Linked DNA regions of Homo sapiens: all the other regions are linked to region 1. The links are chromatin loops, found by intact Hi-C in ENCODE. Cell type or tissue: endothelial cell of umbilical vein. All regions are shown on one strand.

Region 1 (8,000 bases):
CTGTTCACCTGGTTGAAGGGATCACCTGGTTGAAGAGCAAAGACAATAGAGATAGGACCTCTTGGCAGTGTCAGGAGACATAAGGTGCATCTTTCGTTGTTGTTTTATTGACAGATGCATTGTTACAAAATTCAAAAGGTACAGATGTGAAGAGTAAGTCTTTCTTCATCCCAATTTCTAAGCCATCCCCTTTCTGGAGACTACAAATATTACTTGTTTCTTATATTTACTTCTGTTCTCTTCTAATGGAAAAAACAGAATCATCTTACAGACTAACATTTTTTAGTTTTCTCAATAATGCGAAGAATGAAAGAACCAACAACCCTTCCTTAGGAGGCACGCTTTAGACTATTATCTGCTCTCGGGCGTGTGCTACAGAATTAATGGATTTCTGTACTTTCATTTAAATGGGGAAGCAATAGAATTGGGAATTGAAATTTTTTTTTCTTGCTATGGGAATTGAAATGTTTTTATCCAAACAATTATCCTTAGTTGAGGTCTTTTCCACTGAAATATTACTAATCACTAAATGGAGTAGACAATTTTTTTCTCTTTTTTTGAGACGGAGATTCGTTCTTGTTGCCCAGGTTTGAGTGCTATGGCACGGTCTTGGCTCACTGCAACCTCCAGTTCCCGGGTTCAAGTGATTCTCCTGCCTCAGCCTCCCAAGTAGCTGGGATTACAGGTACCCACCACTATGGCTGGCTAATTTTTTTGTATTTTTAGTAGAGACGGGGTTTCACCATGTTGGCCAGGCTGGTCTTGAACTCCTGACCTTGGGTGATCCGCCCGCCTCAGCCTCCCAAAGTGCTGGGATTACAGGCATGAGCCACTGCACCCGGCTGGAGTAGTCAAATCTTTAGACTTACGTATCACTGGCCATGTAAGTAGCATTAAATGCCCAAGTCCATCCTTTTACATGGTGTAAGTGTTAGGTATTATTCTGTCTATGTCTGAGACGGAAATTTTCAATACAAAATGCCTTGACCAGTCAGGCACGGTGGCTCACACCTATAATCCCAGCACTTTGGGAGGCCAAGGTGGGAGGGTCATTTGAGCCCAGGAGTTTGAGACCAGCCTGGGCAACACAGGGAGACCCCATCTCTACAAAATATAAAAAATAAAAAACAAACAAAAAAACCCCAAAATGCTTTGACCAAGGCTGAAAGGTCATGAAGGGAACACTTTTAGGCATATGATTATTGATTTTTATTTATATTCCATTCCAGTCTCCACAGCCCCAACCCCTTGCTTGTATCTCTCTGGGCCTAGCAAAGCCTCAGCAGACCCTACAAAAGAGAAGTGGAGCCAGAAACCAAAAGATTCTCAGGGCCCATATGCCCTGACCCTTCCTGCCCCCTCTTCCCCACCTTTGGCCACCCGAGTAGCTGGAGAAGAGGCTCTAAAAGAACCCTCAATTGGTTCTGGCCCCTTTTATCATCACAAGAATGCGGGCCTGAAAAAAAAAATGTCTGTTAAAGGTACATTTTAAAAATTGGTAAAAATCAGGCCAGGCGCAGTGGCTCACGCCTGTAATCCCAGCACTTTGGGAAGCTGAGGCAGGTGGATCACCTGAGGTCAGGAGTTTGAGACCAGCCTGGCCAACGTGGCAAAACCCGTCTCTATTAAGAACACAAAAATTAGCCAGGTGTGGTGGTGGGTGCCTATAGTCCCAGCTATTCAGGAGGTTGAGGCAGGAGAGTAGCTTGAACCCAGGTGCCAGAGGTTGCAGTGAGCCGAGATCGTGCCACTTCACTCCAGGCTGGGCAAAAGAGTGAAACTCCGTTTCAAAAAACTAAATAAATTGGTCAAAATCTTTCAGATTTTGCTGTTTGAATGGCATGTGTGTGTGTGTGTGTGTGTGTGTGCGTGTGTGACAGGGTCTTGCTCTGTTGCCCAGGCTGGAGTGAGGTAGCCCAATCTTGGCTCATTGCAACCTCTGCCTCCTGGGTTCAAGCGATTCTCATGCCTCAGCCTCCCCAGTAGCTGGAACCACAGGCGCTTACCACCACACTCGGCTAATTTTTGTATTTTTAGTAGAGACAGCATTTCACTATGTTGGGCACGCTGGTCTTGAACTCCTGGGCTCAAGCAGTCCGCCTGCCTCGGCCTCCCAAAGTGCTGGGATTACAGGCCTTGAACCACAATGCCTGACCTTGAATGGCACATTTTTATAGACTGTTGTTGTTGTTGTTGTTTCGAGACAGAGTTTCACTCTTGTTACCCAGGCTGGAGTGCAATGGCACGACCTCGGCTCACTGCAACCTCCGCCTCCTGGGTTCAAGCAATTCTCCTGCCTCAGCCTCCCGAGTAACTGGGATTACAGGCGTGTGCCACCACACCCAACTAATTTTTGTATTTTTAGTAGAGACAGGGTTTCACTGTGTTGGCCAGGCTGGTCTTAAACTCCTGACCTCAGGTGATCCGCCCCCCTTGGCCTCCCAAAATACTGGGATTAGAGGCATGAGCCACCGCGCCTGGCCATTGTTGCTGTTGAGACGGAGTTTCACTCTGTCGCCCAGGCTGGAGTGCAGTGGCGCGATCTCGGCTCACTGCACACTCTGCCTCCTGGGTTCACGCCATTCTCCTGCCTCAGCCTCCCGAGTAGCTGGGACTACAGGTGCCCGCCACCACACCCAGCTAATGTTTTTGTATTTTTAGTAGAGACGGGGTTTCACCGAGTTAGCCAGGATGGTCTCCATCTCCTGACCTCGTGATCCGCCTGCCTCAGCCTCCCAGAGTGCTGGGATTACAGGTGTGAGCCACTGCGCCCGGCCTTTTATAGGCTTTTTACAAAATTAATTTAGCAATATGAATAAGGAATCTCAAAAATGCCCATTCAAGGGACTGGCCTAGGAATACCACTTCTTTGAATATATCTTAAAGAAATAACCCAAACATGGAAAAGTTTCAAGCACAAAGATGTTTATCACAGTGTTATTTACAATAGCAAATAATTGTCATATGCTGAAAAGGTAAAGTAATGGCAATACAATAATTTGAACTAATATTACTAAGATTATATGTTAATTTATAACAAAGCTGATGTCAGAATTAATACAAAACAAAAAGATAAATACATAGAAAGTACAGCATAGAAACTGGGATGAAGAAAAACTTACTATTCACTTCTGTACCTTTTGTATTTTGTAACAAGGACACAGTATAAGATTAGAAGAAAATATAAACAAAAAGTCCCCTGGGTCATTAGGCAATGGGTAAACTTCTGCCTTTACTGCATCAAATACATAAATACATTAAATAGTGTGTTTGAGGATAAGTCATGTGGGAAAAATGAAGCAGAGAAAGAGGGGGGAAGCACTGGAGGGGTGGGGTTCAAAATTTTTGTTTGTTTGTTTGTTTGAGACAGAGTTTCGCTCTTGTTGCCCAGGCTGGAATGCAATGGCACGATCTCGGCTTACCGCAAACTCCGCCTCCTGAGTTCAAGCGATTCTTTTGCCTCAGCCTCCCACATAGCTGGGGTTACAGACATGCGCCACCACGCCCAGCTAATTTTGTATTTTTAGTAGAGACAGGGTTTCTCCATGTTGGTCAGGCTGGTCTCAAACTCCCGACCTCAGGTGATCCGCCCACTTCAGCCTCCCAAAGTGCCGGGATTACAGGCGTGAGCCATCGTGCCCAGCCTAGGGTTTACAGTTTTATACAGAGTGGTCAGGAAGGCATCACTGCCAACATGAGATTTGAGAGAAGACTTGAGCCAAGGGAGGCAGGCAGCCACTGGGCATCTGGGGAAAAGCTTCCCAAGCAGTGGGAAAGGAAGTGCAAAGGTCCCGAGGCAGGAGTAGGCCTGGTGTGTTCCAGGAGCAAGGAGGGGTCAGTGGGGCTGCAGTGGTGGGAGCACAGTGGGAGCCGTGGAGACGCTGGAGCGGCACAGGGGCTAGTGCAGGGCCTGCTGGTAAGGGGGCCTTTGGCAGTCACTCTGAGAGGGAGGGGAGCCATTTAGCAGGTGGGAAGAAGAGGAGTCACAGGATCAGGCTCAGGCTTGAGCAGCCTCCCTCTGGTTGTAGGTTGAGAATGGACAGAGGGGTTGGCAGGAGCTGGGAGCTGTGGCTGTCATCTAGGCAGCTGAGAAATGGTGACTAGACCAGGCACTAAGAATAGAGGGAGTAAAAGCAACTGGACTCGATATATTTTGAAGGTAGGGCCTCTGGTGCTGTTAACAAGTCACCAACATAAATTGCATAAAACTCAAACATGGGCCGGTGCAGTGGCTCATGCCTGCACTCCCAGCACTTTGGGAGGCCAAGGCGGGTGGATCACCTGAGGTCAGGGATTCACGACCAGCCTGGCCAACGTGGTGAAACCCCATCCCTACTAAAACTACAAAAAATTAGGCATGATGGCAGGCGCCTGTAATCTCAGCTACTTGGAGGCTGGGGCAGGAGAATCGCTTGAACCTGGTAGGCGGAGGCTACAGTGAGCCAAGATCGCGCCATTGCACTCCAGCCTGGGCAACAAGAGCGAAACTCTGTCAAAAAAAAAAAAAAAAAGAAAAAAGAACAAAACAAAACAAAACAAAAACCCTCAAATATACTTTCCTCTTTCCTAAAACTTCTTTGGAAACTTAGCCTATGATGGAGTGCTGATGGAATAATGTGTGACCGTCTTTAAGGGAAAGACATTCTCATGGACCTCTGATGTCATCCCTAAGTGATTTTTATTAAAATGTTATTTTTAATATATGTAAACTTAAAACTAGATACAAAGAATGTTTTCATATAGACTTCATGCCACAATAAAACCAAAACAAACTTATAGGTGAACAAATGTAGGAAAGTCATACGATTCAAATGAATACTTTTAATTTAATGGAACAAATACAGAATGGTCACTCCCCTCAACGGCATGAAAGTGGTGCTCCCTGCCCAGGCTCTCCTGAGTTCAGCCTGCTGGCCTCATGCTTTGCAGTGACTCAATGCTTCCACTGCTTGTCTCTATTTACGTTATGCAGAACCTTCCTTTGTACATCCTGTGATGAGGTCATCGGACCTTCACTTGGTGAGAACACAACATTCACATGTCTGTGTGTTTTGTTTTTTTAAAAATTATTTACAATGATTTTTCAATGACAAAGAAACTGTCACTCCCTGTCACCAAGAAAATCTTAAACACAGATAAAAATGCAGGCCCTGAAAGTATGTGGAAGCTCTCCGTTAAGTTGATCATCCAAATGAACCAAAATATGTTGATCTTCACTGATTATTAGCATCAAAATGAAAATACAAAATTGAATTCTCACAGAGAACTCAAGGCCCCTTCAGAATACGACTGAAGACTTTCAAGGATCTTCAGACTTTAATTTGAGAAATATAAATGAAGTGAAAAAGGTCCTTGATTAAAAGTCAAAAAAATCTGGCTAAAAATCGCAGCCCTGACATTTGTAGCGAGTGGGCCTGGGATGTTTACCTCATAGATCTGTTAGAAAGATTAACTATGATCTGATAAAAATTATTTCTGAAATCATCTTATAACATGTTAGAAGATGCCTTGGCCAAGTATCCTGGAAAACAGTATGAGAGTAAGTGATACGTGCGTGACAGTGGGCGCTGCTGTCCCAGGGAAGCAGAGGAAAGAAAAGGGGAAAGGCCTATTGTTCAGTCATCATTATGGATAAGAATATTCCAACCTTCCCTTGCCCCCATTAGGGGGTTCAGATTTTGAATACAATTAGAAAAATACTAGTTCGCAATTTTGCATTTAAATTACATACAGAATTATTCTGTTTTTAAAATAAAGCCAACCCTCACCCCAAATTTTTATTATAAATAGAAAACATAAAATCTTTTATTCCTAGAAGCCATTTTGGGATTTTATTGTAGTATAGTCTCACGCCCTGATTACGGTCATGTGTACATGAAGTATATTTGCTGAAACTCGTTGCCTGATTTGAAATTCAAAACTTTAGAAATGCAAACATGCAAACATGATTGCAAATATGCAAAGTACAAGGTCTTATACGAATGGCCCTAATCAAGGCAAAGTCCTTTAAAATAAATACATAAAACAGAGTTTAGAATAGGCTAAGAAGCAGTAACACATGCAAAGTAGCTAATTGCTCTTGGTTCACCATGAATATTAATCTTATTTAACCTGTAAAAGATAACTACAGGGAAAATACCAAAAGGCCTGCTCCATGTCCCATCATTTTTTCCACCCAGCCATTTTGCAGTTTTCACTTCTCAATTTCAGGCTCTGTGCCTATTCTTAGACATTCAATAATACCCAGTATAAGCCACTGCATGTTAGGCATGAATTAATTAACAATAATATCCAGGTTGCTGGCAACATACTACCCGCAAGTAGGGTCAAGCAAGATGGGTGGTGGAGAGAAGGTGTGTTCTGTGGTCTTATGTCAGATACCACTGAGTTGAGTAAATGGACATTTGGTGCATTTCATGCTGCCTATGGGTCTTTGGACATTTTACCCACCATCACAGCCCTTGCAGAGATAGCCACCCATGCAGAAAGAGATAGGACCCTTTGAGAGCGTGCTGACTGACTCATCCAGGTAAGGAGGCCACAGTGAGCACAGCCCGTCCAGTGAGCTAGCAGAGGCAAGTCTCCAACATGACAGTCCTCCAGTAAAGGGTGGACATCTCAGCTCAGACCAAATCAAGCAAGAAAAAAACAACAGTGAGCATGCCAAAGAGAATCCAATCCAAGTAAGCCTAGAAAACCCCCTTAGCTGCGTCAATCCGCAGTGGTCACTGCTTCCTTAGGGAGGAGAAACTGAGGTGAATATAAGAACTCATTGAAGTCCCGTGCGCTATGGTACATATAAATATGAGTGTAACTGCTGTGTATTTAGTTTGCTTTAGAGTGTGGGTCCAGCCATTCTCAATATCTTCTGTCATCTTTGGAGTTTCGAGTTAAAAACAAACAAATGAAAGAATCTTATAGTTTTTGCCATATAGATGCATCTGATTAGGTTTTTGATTTCTGACTTTTACCAAGACTCTGATTATTACCAAGATGGCAAAAATCCCTAAGAAACATTTCTCAAGTCCATATGCAAGTATGTTATGTATGTTTAGTAAATGACTGCTGCTTGCTTTGATTAGAACCCATCCTTCCTTCCAAGAAAGCAGCTCCCTGTTTGGAATTGCTCCTTTCCGCCCTCTAAACATGTGGTTCAGGGGATGCGGGGAGTGTGGCCATGTTCTTACATGACCCCACCTCCACTAACTAGAGTTGCCTGGACCTGGCTGGGGCCCCTGCCTGAAGCCAGCACAGTCAGAGCCTTCCCCAAGACTTTTCTATCTAGAATTAAGAAACAAAATCAGGTTCTCGTTGGTGTTTTAACCCACAGTATGTAAGACTCAGATCTACAATGAGAGAGAAAGCCCTGGATACCAGGAGGGATAGAGCTGCAGACAGAGAGAGAAGGAATCCAGGGAGCACTTGGAGTCCTGGTTCCAGTTTTATTTCATTTTATTGTTAAATTTCTGGCTAGTTCCTTGTCTTTCTCATAGATTGACCTCTTAACCCCGCCTTCAGTTACTTAAAATATCCCAATATTTTCCCAATAAATTCCTCCTTTATTCTTAAACAAATTCAATTTGGGTTTCAGTTGCCAGCAACCCAGGGGATCCTGAATAATAAAACAATATGTAGTTATTGTCTCACTCCTCAAAGGATAAACATGAAAATGTACAACTGCTAAAGGACTAGGTGGTGATTCCAGCTACAACTTTATTTTAGCTAACATGGATAGGTGGCTTACCACAAGTTTAGCCTCAAGGGTTAGGCTGATATCAAAGCAAAAAAAAAAAAAAAACACTCGATTTCCACATTGTTGGATTTCCACACTAATGAAAGGGCAATCGCTGTAGGAGATAGTGGGAAACAGTAAGGATTTTCAAAGAGGGCTTCTTTCTTTCATTTTTTTTTATTATTATATTTTTAAAAATGCTCTGCTTCTGAACCCTTTGCTCCACAGGCAGTACAGCTGGGGAAGCCATGGGCGATCTCCCCCTCAC
Region 2 (8,000 bases), 370 kb after region 1:
TATATTGAGTCATGCTGAGGTTTGGGGTATTGTTGATCCTGTCACCCAGGTACTAAGCATAGTACCCAACAGGTAGTTTTTCAGCCCTTGCCCCCTCCTTGTTTTTTTATGGCTGTGTAGTATTCCATGGTGTTGATTCCATGTCTTTGCTATTATGAATAGTGTTTCAGTGAACATACAAGTGCTTGTGTCTTTTTGGTAGAACGATTTATTTTCCTTTGGGTATATACCCAGTAATGGGATTGCTGAGTCGAATAATAGTTCTGTTTTCAGTTCTTTGTGTCTCCCACTGTTGTTGAAGCTTATTCACTGATGATCATCTCCTATTCTATCTCTTCTCTTCACCCCATGAAAACTACAGGAACCACAGACTTTTCCGTTCATTCTCCACTAATACACAGTTCCACAATTCCTTTGTTTTGCAAAAAGATCCTTGATTTAGTCATTTGAATGTTCAAAACTAAGGAATAATCAAAACTTCCAACCTTATTCAGTGTTTGTGGAATGATAGAATTCTAAGAATGACCACCAGTGAACTTCACTTTTGTATAACTGCCTTTCCTTTGACTGAGGGTGAAATCTGTGAATATGATAAACTATCCCTCTTGTGATTAGGTTACTTTAAATGGCAAAAGGGAGATTATTCAGATGGGCCAATCTAATCACATGAGCCCTTTAAAAGCAGAGCGTTTTCTCTGGTTGGTAGCAGAAGAAGTCAGAGAGATTGTAAGCCTGGGAAGGATTTGATGAGCTATCGTTGGCTTTGAAGATGGATGGGGCCATGTGCAAGGACCCGAGAGCCATAAAGAACTGAAAGTAGTGACTGGCCAACAGCCAGCAAATGGAGAGCTCAGACCTAGAGCCACAGGGAATTGAATTCTGCCGACAACCAAATGAGCTTGGGTGTGAATTCCTTTCCAGATCCTCAAGATAAAAGCTTTGCTGGCCAACACCTTGATTTTAGCCTTGTGAGACTCTTAGCAGAGAACCCAGTAGAGCCATGCAGGACTTCTGTCCTGCAGAACTGTGAGATATTAAGTGGATGTTGTCTGAAGCTGCTAAGATTGTGGTAATTTGTTATGCAGCAGTACCAAACCAATACAGGTTTCCGTCTCCCCTTTTTCCAGCCAGGCCTTCAGTGGTGCATGGGAGCCTAATGGCTTTTCATGCTGTTTTCTCCACATTTACCTTCCCTTCCACTAGCTAGCTGCTGTCTGACTGGGGAAGGGGGCTGATTAGAGCAGGGGGAAGAAAATGTAAGGGACAGGCAGTTCTTACTTGGCTGGTGTCTTTTTCTCTCTTGGTTTGCAGAGGGTTCAAGCTGGCTCTTTAGTGGGCAATGTTGTAAGAATTTTAGAGGTTCCTTGCTGCCCTTTTCTTCTACAGCTGCCTTAGCCTGGGCTGATGCTACTTTATTGAGTGACCACTGAACAACCTGAAAAAGGTCTTATGTGGGGTTGCATTCCTGCATAGTCTACTTTTGGCCCACAAGATATACTACCACCCTGCTCTCCTTCCTTGCTGCAGTTGGTGCTGGGGCTGCAGGTAGATTCCATGCTGCAATGCACTTCTGGCTTTGCCACCCAAATAGTCAACTCATCCCTCACCTTTTAATTCTGTGGGCTGGAGTCAGAAACCTGCCCATATTCTGCTTAGACTTTCTCAGGTATGAGTCAGACAGCAGGTCTTTTCATCTCCCAGTAGCAAATCATTTCAAAGCTCTCTGGGTGAACATGTGCAGATTCCCTACGAGATGTATGGAGAGAGGGCAGCATTCCCTGCCCCTTTCCCTAAAGGACAGTGGTGTGGTGGGACCGGGCTGTAGCTTTGTATGTTTCTAGGGGCAGCATTCATGTTTCATTCTATGTATCTAACAGCCTTTGGAGCTCCAGAACACAGAACGCATAGAATACAACTGGAAAGGTGCCTCTGAGTTGTATAATGGGATTCCCCTTATGATGAGCATTCACTGTAGGGTGTAACTTTCTTCCAAAGATATCCTTCACTGATCCTCTCTGACTACTATCTCTTCCTCTTTATCTTTTCTAAGTGGGTGGCTGGCTTCAAGACTGGTGGAACAGGTTCTCCTGTATTGCCATTGTAAGTTCTGCTCATGGGAGGTTGTGTCTCCTACTAGCTTTGTTATCTTATCATATGAACCCCTTATTGACAAGTGTGATATGAAGGGCTCTGTTCTAAAATTCTGCCACACTTGTCTAACTGTCTGCGCATCTAGCTCAGGGGCCAGCTCCCTGCAGCACTCATGCCAAAGAAGGCACCGAGGGAGTGGATTTTTCTGAAAAAGCACCTGGACTGGATGTCCCAGCCGTGCTGGCCTCTCTCTCCAATGCTGGTCAATAGACTCTTCCACAAGCAAGGAGGGGTCAGAATCTTGTCATTTGTGGCACATCTCCAGAAGGCTTTGTGTTCCTGTCTCAGGCTGCAGGGGATTTTTTTTTACTGGCTATCTGTCCTCACTTAACAGTTATTTTGATTTCTGAGGTGTTCCTATTCTCTGGGTTTGTGCTGCTGCTGCTGCTGGTGTGTGTGTGTGTGTGTGTGTGTGTGTGTGTGTGTGTGTGTGTGTGTGTGTCTGGCTCTTTTTCTGTCTGTGTTTTCCCTCTGTTGAATGCTTGGATCTCAGTGATGTATTGTTCAGGAAAATCAGTCTGGCTGAGAAGCACAATCACTCTCTCCCACTTTTGCTCACTTCCTGCCTACACTTCCTTCCACTCAGGGTCTGCTTAAACTGTGCCAGGCCTAGGCTTCAGGACATGAGCTTTTGGCAAAATCTGCTGCTAGAGAACATGGGTTCAGATGGTGAGGCAGCTCTTTGCCACAGCTGCCCTCTTATGTGGGTCACCTATATTGTCAGAAACACAACGGCATCTTGTTCACAAGGCTGAATTGAAGACAGCCATTCTAAGTGATTGAGTGAGTATCAGCCTCACAGATTTTGGGTGAGTGTCTGCTTTAACCAGCCAAAAGTTTCTGTCTAGAGGAACATACCTAGTCCACTTGCCTGAAGGGCATCTGAACGCTTTTCTTTTCTTATCTGAGTCCTAAACTCTTATCTAGGTCTCCCAGTTAGATTGATAGTACTGGCCATTCTCTCTTTCTAGTCTCTATGAGAACAGGTCCAGAACCATACATTCACACTATGGTATAAATGATTGAGGGCTTAAGGTGATAGCCATACCAGGGTATTCAAAATCTTCAGTAACATGGTTTTACAATTTCTGACATCAGTCCATTGTGATAGGGGAGAACTGGAGGGAGTGTGTGTCTGTAAATGTGTGTGCATATGCATGTGTTTGTGTTTGTGAGCTCTAGCCGAGAATTACCACCTATTATTGTGCAAGTCAAGCTTTTGTTGCCTTCCCCTCTTCCCTCTAGGGCTGGTGAGTAGGTCATTGCCTTGGTGTAAATTGAAGATCCTCCCAAAGCCCGAGCAACCATGATGTCTACTCTGAGGCCTGCCAAATGCCTGTGATTTCTTCCACGAAAATTAGTCATTTGGGTCATGAGGTAAAGAAATCCTCAAATTCCAAAGCTACGTAGTCATCCACCAGTCCTCATTGTCTAGTTATGTTTTCATTCTGTAACTATCTATTAAGTACATGCTGGGTCCTTGCCATGCTGGAGGCTACGGGACACAGAAGGGCCAGACAGAGCGTAACAATCCAGTCTAGTGAGTGGATGAGGAAGTGTATAATGTTCTGATGTGGATGGGATCATTGGTAGCAAAGGGCATTGTTCCAGACAATGGGAATGGGTGGGTAAGAGGAGATTGCTGGGAGCTGAATCTTGCTAAGAGTGACAGGAAGAATATACAGAAGAATGGAGAACTACAGACCATCTCAGCTTCCTTTACAGTTCTGTCCAGGTCTTCCCTTGTATGTCTGCCTTCTAGCCTCCCCTGTGCCTTCCATCTCTCCCCCTTTTCTCTATCTCTTCTTGGCATGACTGCTTCTCTTCCTCTCTCAGCCTGTTCCTTTAAACTCTCTTCCCCGTTGTGCTCCTGATCTCTAAACTTGCTGTTTCTAGGAGGATAAAAGGGAATGGAGCTGTAATGGGACATGTCTTTCATTTTCTCCATATGTCCTGACTTTGAAAGAAGAGAAGGAAATTTGACCTTAGATGGTAGGGTTTTTTGTTTGTTTGTTTTTCCTTTCAAGTGGTTCCAAAGTTTATTGAGGAGAGTGATCATGCACTGTGGTTGAAAATAAGTAGGTGCAGAAGGTTGGTGATGGAGGTGGAGTTTATAGCCTACCTTTCCCCAGGCTGGTTCTCCAGCAAAGAATCCTTAAAGAGCATCCCAAGGCCAAAGACAGGCAATTCACACGGTGAGGTTACAGTGAACATAATGTTTAAGTTGAAGTTTCAGGAGGGAAAAGTGAAAATTGCTTCACCTGCTTAAGGCTCTTGTCCTGTTACTGTACCTTTTGCATTTCAAACTGGCCTGCAAATGAATTCCCTACACTGTCACTTGTCTTCAGCTGGAGTGTGAGAGAGGCAATGTGTAGCTTGTGGTTGCCTAAATTAATCTCCATACTCATTTTGGATGAGAAAGAACACTAGGGATTGCTTCACTTTTGGGAAACAGGCACATCTTGGCTAGCATTCTCTAGCATAGGGCCCCAGAAAAACAGCTTCTAAACTAATGTCCACTGATGAAATGAGAGACTGGGCCACTTTATTTGATAAGCCATTCTTATTGTGAGCACGACAAAATATTTCCAAGCAAAGGAAAATTAAAAATGGGGAAAACAAACACAAAATGAAACATTATACAAAGCAATATAATGTCCATGTTAATTGTCCTTCACATGGAGATCTCAAACCTTTGTACCATTTTCTTAAAAAGGAGAGGAGGTCTTGATAAATGAAACAAAATTGGCGTACGCAAGTGCTTCGGTAAATACTATGCTCAGAAAAGGCACAAACTCTCAATGCATCATAAGGCTGTAGGGAATAGTCCAATAAAAGGAAAAAAAACCTGCTCAATGAAAACACTTTACAAGTGAATATATATTCACTCTAAAAGAGAGATTTTAAACAAACTTCAACAGAGACACCATTCAGGTGATAACAAGTGGTAGCAATGGTTATATGCATCTCTTCTTGCTCCCCAAAGTGAGCCAGAATTGGAGATGATAGTGCAATGCATGAAAAATTATATGCACTTTATTCTCATTACAATCAGTGTTTCTTATTCTGTAAACACATGGGCCTCTGATGTTCCCATCCAGGTGATTCATTTGAAGATTCATTCTCTCTCACTTCAAACATTTGGTCGCTCCATGAGAAGAATCACCATCGCCCTGCTCAACCCATTTAGCACCTCTAGAAGTCACTATACGGACTTAGTGATTAATGATAATTGATTTTTTCTCGCCAGCCTAATCGTCACACTTGACTGGGGCTGATGTACACCCAGCTGTGCTTAATTAGCCCAGAGGACTTAGAAACCATATTTTAAAGACAGGCTTGTAATGGAAGAAGCCTTCTCAACGATGCAGCCTGCTGTGGTGAACCCAGACATGTGGCACACGCTGTTTTTCATTAGGTCCAAGGAGCATGTCTGGGAAATGGATGTTGTATAAAACAGACATGTGTTGTCACATTAGACTTGGGAAAACTATTGTCTTCTAGAACATAGGTTATAAAACGTGACAGCTCTATATGAATTTCTTTCTCTGTGGCATGTTCTTGACTAATTACTTGTTTCAATATAGAAGGTAGGTGTGTTATATGACATCATTCTATATAGTATGTTTGCTTTTCTATTTTTGGTGAATTTAATCTTTCTAGCATCCATCTTAAAATGTGGACTTTTTATTATCCTTGAAAATGTTCCATATCTATAAGGATGTTTTCTTTTTTTCAGGATCCAAAATGAAGAACCAACCTTCCTTCCTTCCTTCCTTGCTCTCTCCCTCCTTCCCTCCCTTTCTTTCCCTCCCTGCCTCCCTCCCTGCATTCCTTCCTCTCTCTGTCCATCCCTTCTTCCATTAGACATATCTTCTTTATAGAAAATATAAGGAAATAATAAGAAAATTATTTCTGAACTCAGCCCATTCCCTATCAGCTGAGAGGCTTAATACTGACTTCTGTTGCATGAGTGTGTACCTGCTAGGCATAGTCCCTAAACCGTGACTTATTTCACACTCACAACAGAAAGTCATCCAAAAGTCATCATAGCTTCAGTTTTAGGTAGCATCTGGCTTGAGTCAAATTGGAACCAATGACATAGGAAAGCCATGACTTTTATTAGTACTTCTCTTAACCCAGAAGGCCTCAAGGAACTTTATAGGATAAGATGCTCAATGAGTTTTCAAGGAGTGTTTACAGATATACTTGTGGATATCTCTGGAAATGGTGGAAATATTCATATGGGGAAGTCATAAAGAGACAAAGAAAAAACTTTGTTGCAAGGTTTGGTGCCATGCTATTTAGCTGTTGACTAGGGAAATGTTTGATAAAGTTGGAGCAAAGAGAAGACTAGGCAGAGCATGGAGAGTGGGATTAGCAAGTGAGTTGAGTTTTAGAAGCCTAGAAGCCTTGAAACTGATCCTCAGAGAGGTGCCTATTTTCAGTGTGAAAGGCATTATCTTGGTGCCAAAAGGAGCATTGTATTTACATAGAATGCATTGTTTAGAACTCTTTGGCCTGCCAGTGACCAAAACTCAATTTAAACATTTCAAGCTAAAAGGGGAATTTGTTAACTCACATACCTTGGAAGAAAATAAGTGCAGCTCATAGGACTGAAATTATAGTATAGTTCCCAGGGCCTCAAGAACTGAAACCAAGCACTTGACATCAGGTGCCTTTCCATCTCTTGCCACTTACTTCATTCATTTGTTCATTCATTCATTCATCCATCCATCCATCCATCTATCTGTCCATCCATCCATCCATCCATCCAGCTGGCTAACCATCTCACATTTTTATCTTTGCTTGGCTTTGTCTGCAGACTGAATTTCTCCAAATGCCAGGATTTAGTAAATGCAGTCTCATCATGCATATGGCAATCCAATGGAGGGACACTGCCTAGCCCTGTTGGGTCATCTATCAGATCCTCCCTTAACCTAGCTAGGGAAAGAGGTATTATTTGGCTAGGTGTGGGTCATGTGCCTGTATCCGTGGGTGATGTTTTGAGGTGAAGACAAACTGGTTACATTAGCACAAGAAAGGGTAGAACAATTTGCTGAGCTCACAAATATAATGTTCACCCTAGTCCCTTATAAATGTCATTGTAATATTACCACTAACAGGCCTAGTAAACTTACTTTTTTCTGAATAACTGTTTATTATGTTCAAAGCATTTTCACTTACAATTAATTAAATTTTTGTTCTCCGTGGTCTTATACAGGGGACAGTTAAACACTTAGTCTCACTTTATTGATGAAAACATCCAGGTCTAGACTGAATAATAGTACACGTATAGAAGGGCATAAAAATAACTAACACACATACATTAAAAAAACAAGAACTAGAAGATCTAGAGATAGTTCACGTTCTTCTTCTTCTGTAGTAGGAACAGAACTATCTATACACAAGTGGCTTGCTGTTTATGGGCTTGCTTCCAGCCCAGTTGTGAAGTAACCTGAGGTCTTAGGCTTGGAAGGGGAGTATTCTCAATGTTTAGATCAAATAGTGTGTCTCAAGTTTATTTTGTGGCTTCAGGTTATCTACTTTTGCTATTCTTGAAGAGTTAAAAGTTTTCCTAGCATTAACTCATTGTAAGCAAGAAGACCTGGAGAAGGCAGTGATGCTACAAAAGGTGGTAACAGGCTTCAATTTCTATACATATATTTTTTTGAGATGGGGTCTTGCTCTGTTGCCCAGGCTGGAGTGCAGTGGTACCATCTCAGCTCGCTGTAACTCTGCCTCCCTGGTTCAAGCGATTCTCCTGACTCAGCCTTGTGAGTGGCTGGGATTACAGGTGCGTGCCACCACGCCTGGCTAATGTTTGTATTTTTAGTAGAGAAGGGGTT
Region 3 (8,000 bases), 55 kb before region 1:
AGTACTCAATAAAATCTCAAAACCAAATGACATGCAAGCTGTATTTCGTGATTAGAGCGCTTCCTTATGTCAAGGAACATACATATTAACTTGTTTAAACACAGCACTGGGCTGTCACTCTGTTTGTCATAAGCAGAGGAAAGAGAATCTCGTGCTTACCAAACCCATCCAGATGATACTTCACACTTTCTATCTTCCTGGCAGACAGCATGGACACCATCCAATTAATCCTTACAGCTTCTCAGAGAAGAAGAGTTGAAGGCGAGAGAGACCACTTCCCACTTTGCAAAGCTGTACCCGACAAGCAGGGTTTGCAAATGGCTCACATGCAACAACAGAGCCGGGCTGAGAATCGAAAATGCTCATTTTTTTTTCTAGTAAGGCAGCAAGTCACCAAAATTGCAAAATGCAAACACCTTGTGTCTTTCTAGTAAGGTGAATCCTTTTTATTTTTAATCCCCAGAACTAACATTTGCATAGCGCTTCAATGACTGCAAAGGGCTCTTGGTGAATCCTCACCACTATCCTGGTCATTTATACATGATTATCCCCATTTTGTAAAAGAGAAGCCCAAGTGGTAGAAGAAGTGACCTGCTCAAGGAGCCTTATCAGAAACGAGTCAAACCAGAGCAGGATGCCTCTGTCTCAGGCCTCTGAACCAAATGGGAACTACACAAAACAACGCTGCTCCTCCCAACGCGTTGTCTCTTTTTGCACCAAAATGCCTGAGTTTGAGCAGGAATCTAAAAATGGAGAAGGGTAATTATCTCATTCTCTGACTGTCAACAGCCATGAGCTGCTGTGTGCTTCTACCTGGCAGGAGAAAGAAAGGGAGGCTGTTCTCTCATTTACACAACACAGTAGTAAGAGATGTGATTCTGTTACGAACACTTGAAGGGGCTTCTGGGCGAAAAGAAAACACCAGAGCTGGCTTCATCCGTTCTCTGGTGCTTCTTCACTTGCATGAGCTGCAGTACCTTCCGACTGGAAAGCCGTTCACTGACTTCACACAGCGACAGGGACTTCACAGGCAAACGATCAGCTGTCGCTGCCTCCATTGCCCCATCCACCTGCCCCCTACAACCACACACGTCCTTGTTCTCATGGACACTCTTGCTACTGGGGAATCCTTGCCTCCCCTAAACTGCTATGCAGACCCTGGGGTGTGGTGGAAGAGAACTCGAATTCAAATCCATATCTCATCAGACAGAGTACAGGGTGGCTTCTTGTAGTCTGCCCCTCACACTGCAGCCTGGGCGGCCAGCAGAGCCTATATAAGGTGGTGGTGTCCATTCCCCAATATCCTTCTCATCCTGATGAGAGGCCAGGCCTTTCAAGATGCAGAATGCCTGGTGTTCTGGCTTCATCCCAGAACACACATCCACACGACCTGACCCTAGCCCTCCTTCACAGATGGTTCTGTTATGGGCTGAAGTGTATCCCACAAAAACATATGCTGAAATCCTCAACCCCCAGTACCTCAGAATGTATTTGGAGAAAGTCCCTTTAAAGAGGCCACTGAGGCAAAATGAGATCACATAGGTGGGCCTAATTCAAACCGACTGCTGTCCTTATAAGAAGAGATTAGGACACCAGGGATGTGAGGGAAGACCACGTGGGGACACAGCGAGAAGGTGGCCATCTAGAAGCCCAGGCCCTGAGGCCTCAGAGAACCAATCCTGCCAACACCTTGCTCTCTGACTTCTAGCTTCCAGAACTGTGAGGAAATACATTTCTATTTTCTTTTCTTTTTTTTTTTTTTTGGAGAGATCGAATCTTGCTCTGGCACCAGGCTGGAGTGCAGTGGCACGATCTTGGCTCACTGTGACCCCCCCGCCTCCCAGTTTCAAGCAATTCTCCTGCCTCAGCCTCCTGAGTAGCTGGGATTACAGACGCGTGCCACCATGCCAAGCCAATTTCTTTTTTTGTATTTCAGTAGAGACTGGGTTTTACCGTGTTGCCCAGGCTGGTCTCGAACTCCTGAGCTCAGGCAATCCACCCACCTCGGCCTCCCAGAGTGCTAGGGTTACAGGCGTGAGCCGCTGCACCCAGCCTCTTTTTTTTCTTTTTTAATTTTTTTTTTTTTGAGACAGAGTCTCTGTTGCCCAGGCTGAAGTGCAGTGGCACAATCTCGGCTCACTGCAACCTCCACCTCCTGGATTCAAGCAATTCTCTTGCCTCGGCCTCCCGAGTAGCTGGGAATACAGGCGTGCGCCACCACTCTGACTAAATTTTTTGTATTTTTAGTAGAGAGGGAGTTTCACTATGTTGGTCAGGCTGGTCTCGAACTCCTGACCTCAAGTCATCCACCCACCTCGGCCTCCCAAAGTGCTGGAATTACAGGCGTGAGCCACCACTCCCGGCCTTACGTTTCTGTTTTCTAAGCAATCCCATCTGTGGTCTTTTGTTACAGGCAACCAAAGAAAAATAATACAACTTCTCATTCCCCTCATTTCATGCATACTGATTACTCTGCCCACGTGCACATCCCTGGACTATTGGCCTGGCAAACACTTCTTGATCTCCAATATTCAACTCCAATGCCTGGTCTCCTCCATGAGGCCTTCGCAGCTAACCATGGGCATCAAACATATCACGTGTGATTACATGACACCATGACATCTCCTGCACTTAGCTGATGGCCTATGCCTTCACAGACTGTGAGTTCCAGGGAACAGGGACATCTCTGACTCAGTCCTGAGGCTTAGCCTAATGCTCATCAGAGAGAAGATGATTAATATTTGATGAGGGAAGAATGGAAGGAAACAACAACAACAATAATAATAATAAGACTTACTCCATCTTTGTTATGTGCCAGACGCTGTTCTAACTGTGAGAATTAGTATATTTGTATTATTATTATCTTCTCAATCACCGTATGAAGTAGATAATATTGTTATCCTCATTTTACTGCTGAGGGCGGACATACTAAGATAAGAAACTTGCCCAAGGTCATGTAGAACCAGGGATTTAAAACCAGGCCTTTGGCTTCAAGAGTCTACATTCTTTTTTTTTTTTTTTTTTTTGAGATGAAATCTTGCTCTGTTGCCCAGGTTGGAGTGCAATGGTGCGATCTCGGCTCACTGCAGCCTCCTCCTCCCAGGTTCAAGCGATTCTCCTGCCTCAGCCTCCTGAGTAGCTGGGACTACAGTCGCGCGCTGCCACACCTGGCTAATTTTTGTATTTTTAGTAGAGATGGGGTTTCACCATGTTGGCCAGGATGGTCTTGATCTCCTGACCTCGTGATCCGCCTGCCTTGGCCTCCCAAAGTGCTGGGATTATAGGCGTGAGCCACTGCGCCTGGCCAGAGTCTACATTCTTAATAATATGTGTTTGGAGGGGAAAGGAAAGAAGAAAAGCAAGAAGACAAGAAGGGAACAAAAGAAGGGAAGAAATCACCAACTGTATAAACTCAAGATACTTAAATTCTTTGAAACTCAGTCTCTTCATCTGCTTATCTTAAGAGAGGCTCAAGTGAGATAATGTACCTGAAGGCATTTTAATTGCAGAGTACTGCAGCCTCTATTTTCAGTGGCCAGAAATCAGTCAAGTAATCACAGGCCTGTGACTTGAAGGCTGAATTAGCAGTGGGTGGTGGGCACATTTTGCATAGTGGGTAATCCTGAGGAGATAAATTTCAAAAAAGTGAAGAATGGGGTAGACAAGGATAAGAGTTGCAAAAAAGGCCCAGCGCAGTGGCTCAAGCCTGTAATCCCAGCACCCTGGGAGGCCGAGGTGGGCGGATCACAAGGTCAAGAGATCGAGATCATCCTGGCCAACATGGTGAAACCCTGTCTCTAGTAAAAATACAAATATTAGCTGGGCGTGGTGGTGCGTGCCTGTAGTCCCAGCTACTCAGGAGGCTGAGGCAGGAGAATCGCTTGAACCTGGGAGGCAGAGGTTGCAGTGAGCCGAGATCGTGCCACTGCACTCCAGCCTGGTGACAGAGCAAGACTCTGTCTCAAAAAAAACAAAAAGTTACAAAAAAATGCTCTTTTGCCTCCCACTAAGGAATGGAAGTAGTGCCACCTTTTTTCAGTAATCCAATGGCACCACTCCTGTTACAATACATGTGAATTCTGCCTCTGGGATTGTGCATTCCAACTGCCCTGACCAGGAGAAGCTTTGAGGATGCCCTACATGTGTGTTGCCGTTGGTTTAGAAACCACAGACTGATTACAGCATTTAGAGAATGCTATCAATCAATGTCATATTCAAATTTCATTTTACTAATGCAGCTTATTGGACCTAATAGTTAGAGCTGGAGTCCCAGTGTTACCTGTGGGTAGGATTTCCTGTTCTGTTTTCAGCCTGGACTTTCCTGTTGTTCTTTGGTTTTGGTTTGTTTAATAAAGCACCACTTTGTTCTTTTGGTTCTTTGGTTTCCTGTTATTCTTTGCTTTTGGTGTTTTCAATGAAACACCACTATATCTCTTTGTTCTTCGATTCAGAAATGCATTGAGCATGAAACAATGACTTAATGGGGCTTGGTAAAGAGACATGTCTCATTGTTTCACACCTGCAAAGACTCCTCTTCCTTGAAGGTTTTCAGATGACCTACTTACTTAGGCTGGGAGCAGAATGGTTAAAGCACTCGGAGGAAATCAACTGCAAATAGAAAGGCTATGTTTAACATAATCCTCTCCAGAAGCCTCTCTCTTCTCCAGGCACTGTAATCAACCCTGTAGTGTCAGGCAAGGTTCTTGATTATCTCCCTGTAGCATTATGTCTCACCACATAGCTGATAATAAACTGATGGATTATCAAACAAGATTACAGCTTTAGCAAATAAAATCATGTTTTGTGTTAAGAGAGAAAATGCTTACTATCCCTATCTGCCTGGCTAAATATTTACATATCACAGACTTTCTAGGGTCCCTGTTCTTTCAAATCTGATTTTAAAAAAACAACACAGAGGTTAAGTTAACAAAGAGGGAACACACTGTGCTTTTAACACTAAGCTAAATGCTCTTCTGGGAGAAAACAGGTACTGCCTAAAAGGGAGAACTAAGTCAATTCAAGGCCTCAGGTACCAGGGAGATCAATGGGTGCATGTGACAAATGACAGAGCTGGCTGTGCTTGGAGGGATTCAAATGCCTACTTTTAAAGGGAACATAGGTGAAAGATAAAAAGAAACCCAAAGAGCATGCATGCAGCTGTGGCTGTGTGTGTGTGTGTGTGTGTGTGTGACTGTATGTGCACAAGAAGAGGAGAAAGGGGCTTGTATGAAGTCTCATGCTGATCTGATGTTTTATGCCTTTCGAAAACTCTTTCTTCTTTATCACCTACACCCACCTCCCCAATTTTCCCCATCCTCTCCATTTGACAGCTGACACAAAGTGAAGCCTAGAAGAGACTTGCAAAAGGTTCCAGAAGGCAGGCGTCAAACCTCAGTCTTCTGACTCCTAGTGCATCCCATTTTCTGTGTCACTTCTCTGCTCAAACTCAAGGATGCAGAGGGAAAGAATAGCAGAGAGGTGTTTTTTCAGAAGTTGCATGTATTCAAATTGTCAGGATCTGTAGTTAAATTAGTATTTGGTTTAAGACTGGGCAGCAGCCAGGCGCATGGGCTCATGCCTGTAATCCCAACACTTTGGGAGGCCAAGGCAGACGGATCACATGAGACCAGGAGCTCTAGAGCAGCCTGGCCAACATGGTGAAACCCATCTCTACTAAAAATACAAAAATTAGCTGGGCATGGTGGTACACGCCTGTAATCCCAACTACTCGGGAGGCTGAAGCAGGAGAATTGTTTGAACCTGGGAGGCAGAGGCTGCAGCAAGCCAAGATGGTGCCACTGCACTCCAGCCTGTGTGACAGAGGGACAATCTGTCTCAAAAAAAAAAAAAAAAAAAAAAAAAAAAAAGAGACTATGGGCAGAAAAGGATGTAACTGAAAATATCAAATGGGCATGTAAAATACCTGTCTTTTAAAAGAGAGAGAGAAATAGGTTTGTACACTGGTCAGTTTAAATTTGTTTCTATCCCAGGGAAGAATACAAACCACGAATAGCCACCAACATGGCTAGTTGCAGAGAAAGTTATTTCAAATAATTTGACTTTCTTCTGTGAAAAATAGATCTTGTAAACAGAAGGGCAAAGATTCCAAATGTGATCCCTTACATGTGAAATTCACAGAAGCTCTTGGTCCCAGTGACTTTTTCCTCTGCCACACACAAAATAGCACTGGCCTAGCCACCATCACCAAGGAATCTCTGTTCAGTACACTAGGGAGATGCACAAAAGTACCGGAGGAAGATGCTCTATGCCTCTTCCTAGGCTTTGTCACGGGGCATGTGATCTTTCAGGCAAATCAACCAAAGTAATGCTGGAATGAGAACATGCCCACTCTCAGCCACTGAGCCTGAGGATAGTGTTTAATGCACAAATTGAGCACCCAATAAATATTATTGAGTGAAAAAAATAGCATAACACATAATAAAAATACAGTGTTTCTCTTTTGTAATGGAACATCATCTACAAAATATATCCAATATAAACTGGTGGATTCATGACTTTTCCCCTTTATAATTAGAAATATGAAAGGAGATAGAGGCTTTTCAAAATACAACAAAGAATGCATTTCAAATTATTCACAAGTTTATATTAACATCAGCGATGAAAGTACATCTTCCCTCCGCAACAATCCTTTTTTCCCTACTCCACAGGATAATCGATTTACAGTGTGGCATGTAATATGTAGTTTAGTTTTGGTTAACATATAACATAGATCAGGTCAAACTTTAGACCAGGCACGGTGGCTCACTTCTGTAATCCCAGCACTTTGGGAGGCTGAGGCAGGTGGATCACCTGATGTCAGGAGTTCGAGACCAGCCTGAACAACATAGTGAAACCTGTCTCCACCAAAAATACAAAAATTAGCTGGGCATAGTGGCAGGCACCTGTAACCCCAGCTAGTTGGGAGGCTGAGGCAAGAGAATCGCTTGAACTCAGGAAGCGGAGGTTGCAGTGAGCCAAGACTGTGCCATCACACTCCAGCCTAGACAACAAGAGTGAAACTCTGTCTAAAAACAACAACAACAACAACAAAACCTTTACACAGGTTTTGCCACTTTATTTTTTCCTCTAATATTATGTGTATAGATGCTCCATAAATTATTATGAATTCTTCTAACCTCAGGACACGGAGGTTATTTCCAATTTGGGGCTATCATGGGCAACAATGCCATAAATATTCGTGTGTGTATTACTTTGTTGAAAGTAATCCTGAGTTGAAAGAAATATCCAGCTTTAATTTTAATAGGTACTGCTATTAAGACTGTTTATAGGCTGGGCGCAGTGGCTCACGCCTGTAATCCCAGCACTTTGGGAGGCCAAGGCAGGCAGATCACAAGGTCAGGAGTTTGAGACCAGCCTGGCCAACATGGTGAAACACCATCTCTACTAAAAAAAATACAAAAAAATTAGTTGGGCGTGGTAGTGGGAGCCTGTAATCCCAGCATTTTGGGAGGCTGAGGTGGGCAGATGACTTGAGGTCCAGAGTTCGAGACCAGCCTGGCCAACATAACAAAACCCTATCTCTACTAGAAATACAAAAATTAGCCAGGTGTGGTAGTGCACACCTGTAATCCCAGCTACTTGGGAATCTGAGGCAAGAGGATCGCTTGAATCCAGGAGGCAGAGATTGCAGTGAGCTGAGATTGCATCATTGCACTCCAGCCTGGGTGACAGCGTGAGATCCTGTCTCAGAAAAAAAAAAACAAAAAAAAACAAAAAACTTTTGTTTCTCTTCAGATCAATAACTCTTTCAATTTTACCAAGTTAATAAAGTTTTATTCTCTATGTTAGAAGTTATTTTATTATGATTACTTTAAATCACAAATGGGTGTTGATATATATCAACTGCTTTTAGCACTATCAGGATGAACAAATGATTTTTCTCTAACTTTTTTTTTTTTTTGAGATGGAGTCTCTCTCTGTCGCCCAGGCTGGAGTGCAGTGACACGATCTTGGTTCACTGCAACCTCTGCCTCCCGGGT

The links. Peaks named below come from ENCODE experiments on the same cell type or tissue, not always from the same donor. Only the 100,000 strongest peaks of a DNase experiment are listed, where the experiment ranks them.
Region 2: a loop joins it to region 1, with 8 times the contacts of the local background. A loop is called at or near these places in 2 of 110 quality-filtered maps.
Region 3: a loop joins it to region 1, with 4 times the contacts of the local background. A loop is called at or near these places in 2 of 110 quality-filtered maps.

Annotation. Positions count from the first base shown.
Region 1 is chr9:81,756,829-81,764,828 of GRCh38, reverse strand. The region is part of intron 3 of TLE1-DT (TLE1 divergent transcript); the gene reads right to left. Among named protein-coding and RNA genes, the nearest start is that of TLE1-DT, 71 kb to the right of the region's middle. RefSeq lists an enhancer at 3,822-4,323. In endothelial cell of umbilical vein, no CTCF peak of the experiment used is centred here; a DNase peak (open chromatin) is centred at 4,948; H3K27ac peaks cover 1,770 bases.
Region 2 is chr9:81,385,320-81,393,319 of GRCh38, reverse strand. No RefSeq gene overlaps it. Among named protein-coding and RNA genes, the nearest start is that of TLE1, 300 kb to the left of the region's middle. RefSeq lists an enhancer at 3,363-3,936. In endothelial cell of umbilical vein, no CTCF peak of the experiment used is centred here; DNase peaks (open chromatin) are centred at 2,709 and 3,639; H3K27ac peaks cover 3,198 bases.
Region 3 is chr9:81,811,539-81,819,538 of GRCh38, reverse strand. No RefSeq gene overlaps it. Among named protein-coding and RNA genes, the nearest start is that of SPATA31D4, 110 kb to the left of the region's middle. In endothelial cell of umbilical vein, no CTCF peak of the experiment used is centred here; a DNase peak (open chromatin) is centred at 4,408; H3K27ac peaks cover 1,237 bases.